2 separate regions of the Mus musculus genome follow, and region 2 is linked to region 1. Evidence: chromatin loops called from intact Hi-C (ENCODE). Cell type or tissue: left cerebral cortex. All regions are shown on one strand. Each heading gives the region's core, and the rest is flanking DNA. Links, peaks and the distances in the headings are about the cores only.

What was found. Hi-C counts contacts between places; a loop is a spot of excess contacts. Peaks named below come from ENCODE experiments on the same cell type or tissue, not always from the same donor. Only the 100,000 strongest peaks of a DNase experiment are listed, where the experiment ranks them.
Region 2: a loop joins it to region 1, with 2.7 times the contacts of the local background. A loop is called at or near these places in 4 of 42 quality-filtered maps.

The regions. Positions count from the first base shown.
Region 1 is chr14:37,046,126-37,051,508 of GRCm38, reverse strand. Rgr (retinal G protein coupled receptor) reads left to right here and starts at 2,495. Exons shown (of 7, transcript NM_021340.4): 1 at 2,495-2,660; 2 at 4,512-4,668. The coding sequence starts at 2,582. It also overlaps a transcript of Lrit1 not described here. In left cerebral cortex, for the core only: no CTCF peak of the experiment used is centred there; a DNase peak (open chromatin) is centred at 2,317.
Region 2 is chr14:37,124,612-37,129,994 of GRCm38, reverse strand. It overlaps Ghitm (growth hormone inducible transmembrane protein), which reads left to right. Exons shown (of 9, transcript NM_078478.5): 6 at 2,300-2,408; 7 at 3,905-4,093; 8 at 4,664-4,835. Among named protein-coding and RNA genes, the nearest start is that of Ghitm, 8.0 kb to the left of the region's middle. In left cerebral cortex, for the core only: a CTCF peak has its summit at 2,129 (motif pointing right); a DNase peak (open chromatin) is centred at 2,147.

The DNA.
Region 1 (5,383 bases), core at 317-5,316:
TAACAGGGGTTACTGGGACAATTGATGCTGGTTATCTGGAGCTAAGAAATTATTGGTGATTAAGAAAAGACCAGCATCACTGAAGTGAACTCTTCTGACAAGTGTTTTCTGAGAACACAAAGAAGCTGTATTCCAGAGATAACCAAGTTGGACCTTGTGCTGCAGCTGGACCTGGTAATGTGCAGGAGTCACGCAGGTGGTACTGATTTTGAAGTCATGAAGGAGTCATGGAGAGCAGCTGAGGTTTGGAATTGTGAAAGGCTATTGGTGAAGATACAGCTTGCAGTTGATGGCACAGTACTTAAGGGGTCATAGAAAGAAGTTGAGGCTTGGCACCATAAAGGGAGCCTATGAGAGGTTATTGGTGAGGCCAAGTTTCAGTGAAAACCCTCAGTGTGCTAGAGATGCCAGTACCATGGAATGGTCACCAAGAGCAGAAGCACCAATGGAGTAGAGTTAACCAGATCCTGGAGTGTCACATAGAGCAGAGCTGGATGTGACTGAAGCCCTTTGTAAGAGCTCAGAAGATCATGTGTGGATCCCAGACCCTGGAACAAAAATCTGTATAATGCTGAAGTTTCATTGAAGACCTCAGACTTTAGAGATACCAGAGCTATGGGATACCTGCTGAGAAAAGCTGCTAACAGGGAGTGGAACCAGACCAGGAAAAAGAAGTTTGTTACAGTCAACAAAGATGAATGGAATTGGAGATCTGATGAGCACTCTGACATTAGAAATGGAGATGCAGAGTTTGGAGTTTGCCTAGCTCTTTTTTGGGGTGTGGGGTGGGGTGGGTCCTTGTTTGCTCCAGTATTTCCTCACAATGACAATTTAGAATGATGGTGTATACACTGCGGTATTTGAGGTATGTGATCTGCTTTTTGATTTTGACTTTATAGGAGATTACAGATAAGTGATCAAATGAAACTCAGAAAAGACTTTGACCTTTAGACTTTTAACATTATTGAGAATGCCATAGACTATGGAGACTTTTGAAGTGGGGACTAAATTTATTTTGCATCATGCTTTGGCTAGGTATGGCCTCCATAGACTCATCTGTTCGAACAAGCCTAAGGGAGCCAAGGGGTGGAATGTGGTGGTTTGAATATGCTTGGCCCAGGAAGGACACTATTAGGAGGTATGGACTTGCTGGAAGAAGCTTGTCACTGTGGGAGTGGGCTTTGAGATCCTTTTTCTACCTTGATGATAATGGACCAAACGTCTGAACCTGTAAACCAGTCCCAATTAAATGTTTTCTTTTATAAGAGTTGCCTTGGTCATGGTGTATACTCACAGCAATGTAAACTCTAAGATGGGGGACAATGGGAGGTGCCAGGGCCTACATGATAGAAGGACAGGCATTGTTACAATTCCACCTACCACTCACTACATGGTCTTGGACTGATTTGCAACCAACTTCTCTCCAATGTCCTCCTCGGAAATAGAGATGTCCTGGCATCTCACCCATGGGGTTATATTTAGGAGGCTTTTGATGATCATCCACTAGTTCAGTCTAATATCTACTACTTTAATAGACATGAGTTCCTTTGCTAATAACCCTCTGGGATTTAGTTTCTCCATCTGAAAATTAGTTGTCCTGTGGCTCATTGTTTTCTCGTGAGAATTTCAGCATGAGCCAGTACAAAAGTTGTACCAAGACCTTGTGTGTAGAAGCCGAAGTTCTTAGTGGGTCATGAGGTACTTTCAAAAAGAATGCAAGCCATTCTTTATCCTGAGAGATATTTTATGATTGCATAGCTCAATGGCTGTCTGTGAGACAGGAAGTGAAGCCCTAAATCCATGATGGAGTTCAACCAGCACTTAACTAGGGAAGGGCATGAAGCAGAAATGACTCAGTTGACAGGAAAACCATCCAATGGCAGCAGTGCAGAGCAGACAGCCAGTCATGGCAGACTCAGTACCAGAGGTCAAGGGTCAGGTACTAGTCAACATTTGCTTTATGACAGCACGTAACTTTACAAACCTCACCCTGCCCACCAAATGCTTGCCTACACATACTTCTGAGCCTGTGAATGAACATACAACACACACCCACACACATGCAAATGCACGCGCACACACACACACACACTCACACACACACACACACACACAGAGAGAGAGAGAGAGAGAGAGAGAGAGAGAGAGAGAGAGAGAGAGATGCACACACACAGGCAGCTTGTCAGCAGCTGTGCACATACAAGGATCTGGCTATCCAATTCTCGGGGACAGCTGCAGCTCAAATCCTTTCTTCCACTTCCCTCCCTTAGTTATGCAACCCTTACCCAATTCAGCTTTCACTCACACACCATTTGGATCCAAGACCTTAATCCTGCCTAGTGGGCTGGAATGAACAAGACAGAGCTCATTCCAGCTTCACAAAAGCTGCACTATCCATCTACTGAATGGATTCTTTCTATGTGAGCCAAGAGGAAGACTTAGAAGGATAAGAAATAAAAAAGGTGTTATTAGTCTACCATAATAATCTCCACATGCCAGCAAGGGAGTGACCATTTAAAAGGAGAGACCTAGCTTCAGAGAGCCAGAAAAGAGCTGTGTAGCTGACAGAGGGAGTCCAGGGATGGCAGCAACCAGGGCCCTGCCTGCTGGTTTGGGGGAACTTGAGGTGCTGGCTGTAGGAACAGTCCTGCTGATGGAAGGTGAGATCTTGGGTGAAGCAAAGACCCAGTGGTTCCCACAATCCAGGACAAAACTGTGGAGTGGGCAGAAGACTGGGTATCATATCATCGTGGCTGCCTCTCCTCTGTGTCTGGATCCAGGAGGTCTTCTCATGACAGTCCCCGTAGGATGTAGTTTGCTGCATAGGAGTCAGGAGAGAAGAGCCAGGCAGAGAGAGAGAGAGAGAGAGAGAGAGAGAGAGAGAGAGAGAGAGAGAGAGAGAGACTTGGACAGGAGCTATCTGCTTAGGAGATAACTTGGTCAAGTCTAGGGTTTTCATATCCCCAAATCCAAGAGAAAAATTTATTCTAATCCCAAGAAATTTTGCTAAGAATCTCATATTCTGAGACCAGGTCTCATAAGACTCCAGAGACAGACAACTCAGCCATCTGCTCTCTGTGAGACTTGATCAAGTAATTTCATCTCTCCGACCCTAAGAGCCTCGTCATTATAAATGGGTAGCTGCAGAGGCTAAGTACAATTCTTAGTATAAAATCATTGTCTAAATAGACATACAGGGAATTTAAGTTAATTATTCCTCTACCACCTCTGCCTACATCTGCCACTACTTCTACCTGGTCTATTCCTATCACCAAAGGCACTTCTCCAACAGCAGCAACTTGGGCCCAAGAGATACCTGCCTCAAGCTAGACTCACTAAGATGTGCAGTGAGTACAGAAATGGTCCTTCTTGATGCCAGGCTGATGGGGCACAGTCTTCATTCATACCAGGCCCAGAAGAGTAATCTTTACATTCTTGCACTTGGGGAGCACTGACAATGTGGAGGAAGTAACAGCCACTAGGACTGTCCTGAAGATCCTGGACACCTCTGAGTGGGTCTCATTTCCTGAGAACCACTGAAACTTACCCTTATTTCTGGCCCTTTCATATGCGGTGAAACTTTAATTTACATCTCTACACTTTCTGGGACCCTTTTCCATGCACTGGCCTCCACAGTTTTAAAGGAGAGATCTTTCCCTCTCTACCATTTCTCCCCTTTCTACTGAGAGCAAGATGTTACTGAGGCTGTAACCCAGGGTCCTGTGCAAGCTAGGTAAGTTCTCTGCCACTAGGTTATATCCTTAGTCGTTTTTTACCTTTTAGAATTGAGGTGGGTGAGGCGGGCTCCTTTAGACTTGTAATCCTCCTGCCTCTGCTTCTTGAGTAACTTGGCCACCAGGCCTAACTCTTGCTCTTCAGTCCTGAAACAAGAAGCCAAGGTTAAGAAAGTTCAAGGAACAGCAAGGGAGTGGCCAAGCTGAAATTTGAGGTCAGCTCTTCTGCTTGAGACTCTCTCCTGCAGTTTCACATTGCCTGGTGTCCTGGGTTACTCTGGGCTCTAAGTTGAATCCTCTTTTCGGGAGGCCATCCCTGACATCCCGCAGCCCTCGAAGAAGGAATTTTAAAATCTGAAAGACTGGAGACTGTCCCTAGCTCTGGTACTTCCTAACTGCACTTAGAGAATGCTATCTCGCATCTCCGAGCCATGGGGAGAAGACTGAATGAAAGGATTCCTGCGAAGTGCTCTTTGGGGTGCCTGATACCTGCTTGTTCAGCACTTGTCAGTGACTGACTGTCACAGCATGGGCCTCACTGGACTGTGTAGTCTTCTGCATTTTCCTGTGAGATGGTCAGTAGGCGGTGGGCAGGGAGAATCACAGGTTTTAGTACCTGGGGATCACCCCCACCAGAGCAGCATTTGAAAAGCTGTGCTGAGAGGTCACTGATGTGGAATCTGGAAGGTTACTGGAACTCCATCAACCCTAGACCCTGCTTCTCACACCCACATGGGTCTCACCAGCCTTGATACCAGTCCTCACCCTTCCTTTCAGCGCTCTCTGGCATCAGCCTCAATGGCCTGACCATCTTCTCTTTCTGCAAGACTCCAGATCTGCGGACTCCCAGCAACCTGCTGGTACTGAGCCTGGCCCTGGCAGACACTGGGATCAGCCTGAATGCCCTTGTTGCAGCGGTATCCAGCCTCCTCCGGTACCAGTCCTTTCCCCTTCTCATTCCCCTTCTCCTTCCATGGGCTGTGGGGTTTTTCTTGGGTCTTCACTTTGGGTTTATGGGCAAGCAGACCAGAGCCTTTCTCTCTACATACACACACACACACACACACACACACACACACACACACACACACATCCCAAGATCAGAGGTTAGGCAGAATGAATTAAGTTAAATTGCAATGTCTGATTATTGCTAAGGAAATAGCCAATATCTGGAATGCAAGGGCTTCTCAGATCCAACCAAAGAGACAGTGGGCTGGAGGGATTCGGAGACCAAGCCCTGCATTCAGGTTGTCTAACCTTAGGTCCCTGCTCCATTATTTCCAATCCTGGGGTACTTCTGTCAATTACATATTACAACCTAATTCATACATGTTGTTGAATGTATTGTTTTAATTATTTACAAATAGTATGGTTATTTACAAATGGCACATTTATCTATAAATAGCAATGGTTTAATTATTTACAAATACAAACTGCCTGGTAAGCCCTAAATAAAGCAAACAGGATTTAGTTGAGCATCTAATACCTCATGTGCACACAAGGATCTTTTCGTGTCCTGAAAAGTTGCCTTTGGGGCCTGAATCAGTAAGCGTTCTTCCTCTCTATGAACTAGCACTACCTATTGAGAATCTAGAGATTTGGGGGGTTACCCTCTAACTTTGCCTTCATCTATTGTGCTACTCTGGATC
Region 2 (5,383 bases), core at 199-5,198, 79 kb before region 1:
TCTTCTGCTACATATGCAGCTAGAGACACGAGCTCTGGGGGTACTGGCTAGTTCATATTGTTGTTCCACCTATAGGATTGCAGACCCCTTCAGCTCCTTGGGTGCTTTCTCTAGCTTCTCCATTGGGGGCCCTGTGTTCCATCCAATAGATGACTGACTGTGAGCATTCTAGGCCAGCTCTTTACCACTAACTAGCATTGTATGATTTCAGATGCGGGTTGTGCTGCTCTGGTGGAGATCCAGAGTGCACTGTGTAGTATGTGCAGTAAGAAATAGACATTTGAAAATGAAGTAGAAAGTCAGCTTGAAAAACTGCCTTGGAGCATCAGGGCAGTTCTGTGGAGGAGACTTGGTTCTTCAGGGTTGGTGCTGGCTAACATGTTTGATTGCAAAAGAGGACAGAGTCAGTCCAGGCTGACCAAGCAGCTGAGCAAAGGAGAAGAGCTAGGCAGACCGAATGGGAAAAGTGCTTTATAGTCCATTTGAGGGAAATGCCAAGGCTTGTGAGGTCTAAAGGGTGAGAGGTTGTGGTTAGAAAGGGTATCTTTCATTTCCAAGCTGAGGCAAAGTACATAAACAGAGAGCACTTGTAGAGAGTGGGGTGGCTGGGGAAAATGTGGTTCTGTTGAGTGTTAAGAACGAATGTGAGAGAGAGACTCATAAGCAGGTGCACCAGCTGTGCCATGCCTCTGCGCGTCAAAATGACTGATCAGAACAGTCAGTCTAATGTGTGCTGCAGTGATTGTGAGCAAGGCACGAGATGGAAATCAAACACTTGTTTCCTGTAGTTGGGAACCCAGAACTATGAGTTTGGAATCATATTTCCTGTGCCTTGAACTCTTAAGACAAGAATCATGGGGTGCTGGGGAGATAGCTCAGGAGGTAAGAGCACTGACTGCTCTTCTGAAGGTCCTGAGTTCTATTCCCAGCAACCACATGGTGGCTCACAACCATTAGTAATGAGATCCTAAACACTCTACTGGTATGTGTCTCAAGACAGCTATAGTGTACTCATATAAATAAAAATAAATAAATAATATTTTTTTAAAAGAGAATTCGTTGTGGGGCACACTTTTAATTCTAGGAGTTGGAAGACAAAGGCAGATGGATCTCTAAATTCAAGGTCTTTGTGATCTACATACTATGTTCTAGGATATCCAGGAACTTGACTCAAGAAAACTACTGCCAGCCTTGCTACAAACTGAGTTCTTTGACAGTGAGGGTTGATAGAAGACCTTGTTCTCAAAAACCAACCAACTAAATAAACATAAAACAAACAAAAGAAAAATAAATCAAACCAACAAACAAAAAACATCCTGGCAGAGCAGTGAGATAGGTCAGCAGATAAATTTCTAACTGAGCTCCAAATGCAAACCTGAGGTCTTGTGTTCATCTCAGAATCCACAACAGGAAGAAGAGAACCAGTTTTCATAAAGCTGTGCTCTCACCTCCACATGCAAGCCATTACTGTATATACATATCATAAATGCGCAGAGACACATTCATACCCTTCCTTTCTACCTGACCGAATGACTTATTGCAGGAGCTTTTCGGGTAGGCTCTTTGCGCAATAGTGACAGATCTGTCCCATCCTAATGGCACTTCAAGATGTTAGGTCTCAAACCTGGAACAAATGGCTGAGGTGTCTATTTAACATATCAAAATAGACCAGACCACCAGGTTCTCCCTACATCTCTCAGTTCCCACCTGGCACTGAGCCCTCCTGGCTGACGTACTCTCTCAGTACTCTCTCAGTACTCTTAAGCACTGAGCCATCTCTCTAGCCCCACAGTGACTTCTTAGAAGCACAGTGGATACAGTTAAGGAAGTGTGAGGTTTGGGAGTATTTTTCTAATCCTACCCATTCAGTATCACTAATGTAGAATGTAGAAAGATAAAAAGCAAAATACTAGGATCTTGAAAGAAAAATATACAATTGAGATATACAACTAGGAATTTCTATGAACAAACGGTGTGGGAAGCAGTTTTTAGTCATTGTTTCTCCATTAGAAAACAGTGAGGTAGAATCCTTTATGTTTTTCAGCATCAGTTTGTTTTGGTTTTTGTCTTCCATAAAACCCAGCTGTTTTATTTTCCTGTCAGGTTGGAAATGATGTGTCTGTGGCAGTAGAGGGCGCTCTTGCTAATGTAGTCAATGCTGAAAGGATCTAGAAACAGAAGCCAAACTGTGCTGGATAAACTCACGGGATTCAGTTTAGTATTCTTCAAAGTGATTAGCTGTACTTGAATGTGTGGTCCTCTCATTTAAGGATCTGTTTCTCTTATGTGTGTCTTCCAGACAATTGGTGCGACCTTTGCAGCCATGATTGGAGCTGGAATGCTTGTACACTCAATATCATATGAGCAGAGCCCAGGCCCAAAGCATCTGGCTTGGATGCTGCATTCTGGTATGTTCTGTTAAATTCTTATTAAATTGTCTTGTATATTATTCACTTTCCTGTTATTTGTCTGACTTATTTTCCTTTTCAGTTTTTGAGGTATGCCAGACTGCCCTGCATCTTCCTACCTTCCTGTGTTAGTCTCTTGACACAGCAGACTTTTAAATAGTGGCCTTTTTGAGTGGCTCTTCAGTTTTAAATGACTTACTAAACCTCATTTTTGGAAAACACAATTTCATACAGTCACTGCTGGTACATTATTGCCAGGCCTTCACTTTAAAAGTATTGGTATTGAAGGTTGGTATGAAGATAGCTCTGAGGTTATGCTGTGAGATAAACTATGTATAAGAAAAGAGCTGAGATGCCAGCAAGGTAGCTCAGCAGATAAAGGCATTTGCTGTGCAAGCCTGGCGACCTGTGTTCAACCCCTGGTGGGGTCCCCACATAAAGATAGAAGAGAAGTAGCCCTACAGCGCTGTCCTCTGACCTCCACAGCATTACATGTATTTCTCCATACACTCTATGCACAAATGCTTTTACAGCAGTAACTTAAAACAAGAGCCAGGTCTGGTAGTATAGGCCTCTAGTTATAGCTACTTACAAGGATGAGTCAGGGAAATTAAAGACAGCCTAGTAACACTGGACCCTCTCCCAAAAGACAGGTGCAGGGTATGTAGCTCAGTGCTATTAGGCTTGCTGCACACACTTATCGCCTGATTCCTGGCATCATGAAAACTAAAGGAACAACTTTACATTATTCCTCTGTTGAAATAATTTTGTAATGTAGGATCGTCCAGTTGGGGAGATTTTGTTGATGTTTGGTAATTGGAAATAATATGCCACTGTAATATTTTGCTGTTTTGTTTTTTCAAGACAGGGTCTCACTATGTAGCTCTGGCTGTCCTGGAGCTCACTATGTAGAACAGGCTGGCCTCCAACTCAAAGAGATCCGCCTGCTTCTGCTTTCCTAGTGCTGTGATTAAAGACAGGTACCACTATGCCTGCCTACCCTGTAATCCGTAAGGAAGATTTTTGTAAATCCTGACAACTGAGCTTTCTTCTTAAAGGTTGAAAAGAGCTGTGTTCCTTATTAGGTGAGGCAAATTCAGTGTCTGCCTGTCTACATTTCAGTTCCACCACACACTTCCCTTTCAGTTCTTCCCTTTGAGCAGCAGGTCTGACCTTCAGCTGTCTGCTTTGTGTGAGTTCTGTCTTAATAATTGTGAAATCCAGTAGTGGTCTAAGATCAAAATAGTGGCCTTTAGTAACTTTTACAAACTTACTAAAAATGCAGGCTACTGTTGGAATTGTGACCCAGTATTGATGTGGTAGAGAGTTTGTATAGTCATATATATTAATTGTATAATTTAGATGGTAATATAGAACTACCTAAATGTAAAATTTGTTGTGTTTACATTGCTTAGCATAAGGATCACCTTCACAGTGAGATCTTCTCCTTGATGATCATTTAGTAGATATTCAATAAGACTTTGTTGTCTCCCCAGGTGTGATGGGTGCAGTTGTGGCTCCTCTGACGATCTTAGGGGGGCCTCTTCTCCTGAGAGCCGCATGGTACACCGCTGGTATTGTGGGAGGCCTCTCTACTGTGGCCATGTGTGCGCCTAGTGAGAAGTTTCTGAACATGGGAGCACCCCTGGGAGTGGGCCTGGGTCTTGTCTTTGCGTCTTCTCTGGGTAAGCTGCTATGCCTTAAAGGGTTCAGGTACTCTGAAGAATTAAGATTTAGTTTTTAAAGCTATTTAAAAGATTTGATTGGGGTTTGATTATTTCAATGCATCATAAAATCTTGGCTTATAGTTAACTATTCTTTTTATTAAATTACTTGGAAATGATCAAGCTGACTTGGAAATTGCTCTAATGTTCACAAGTAACCCATTGGAGAAATGACTACCCATAAAATGTATAAGTACCTACTCAAATGTCAAGAAATACAAAGGTAGCCTTAAATAATGGAAACTATAAATCCAGTTGTAGGAGAATTTTTTTTTAAGATTATTTATTTTATGTAGAATAGCACACTGTAACTGTCTTCAGGCACACCAGAAGAAGACATCGGCTCCCATTACAAATTGTTGTGAGCCACCATATGGTTGCTGGGAATTGAACTCAGAACGTCTGGAAGAATAGTCAGTGCTTTTAACCGCTGAGCCATCTCTCTAGCCCAGGAGATTCCTTTTTATAAAATATATATATGTGTGTGTGTATGTATATATATATATATATGTAATTTTTTTCTTGTTTCAGGGTCTATGTTTCTTCCCCCTACCTCTGTGGCTGGTGCCACTCTGTACTCAGTGGCAATGTATGGTGGATTAGTTCTTTTCAGCATGTTCCTTCTGTATGATACTCAGAAAGTAATCAAACGTGCAGAAATAACACCCATGTATGGAGCTCAAAAGTATGATCCCATCAATTCGTAAGTAATCCTTATTGTTACTACTGTGTTCCATGGTGTTTTGTATTGTGTGTATTAGTTTCACAGGGTACCACCATAACACAGTAGCATAAGACAGGTGGCTTAGAATTTATTCTCTTCAGTTTCTGAGGCTAGAGTATTAGGCAGGATGGGGAGCTCTGAAGGCTCTGAGAGAGAATCTGTCCTCTGTCTCTCAGCTGCTTATGAGTGCTGGTGATCCTTGGCTAGTAGATAGCCACCTCGACCTTCATCTGCCATTCTTCCTTGCCAGGGTCCAGCCCCAGCATGTGGTGTTTCTTCTTTCTTGTCAGTTCTTCTTGAGGCTGCAGAGGGGGAAGAGGGTAGGCGGAGGGTAAGACTTTGTCTTACGAGTTTCTGGGGTAAGACTTTGTCTTACAAGAAATTTAAGGTTGCTATATAATAAAAAGTTTACTTATCTAAGTCTAAGTTACTATGCTGTTGTAGCTGACCTGCCTTCTGTGTTTCTCTGAGGCCAGAAACTGCAGTCTCAGGCACTTAGTACCCCATCCTAAAACAGCAAGAGATTA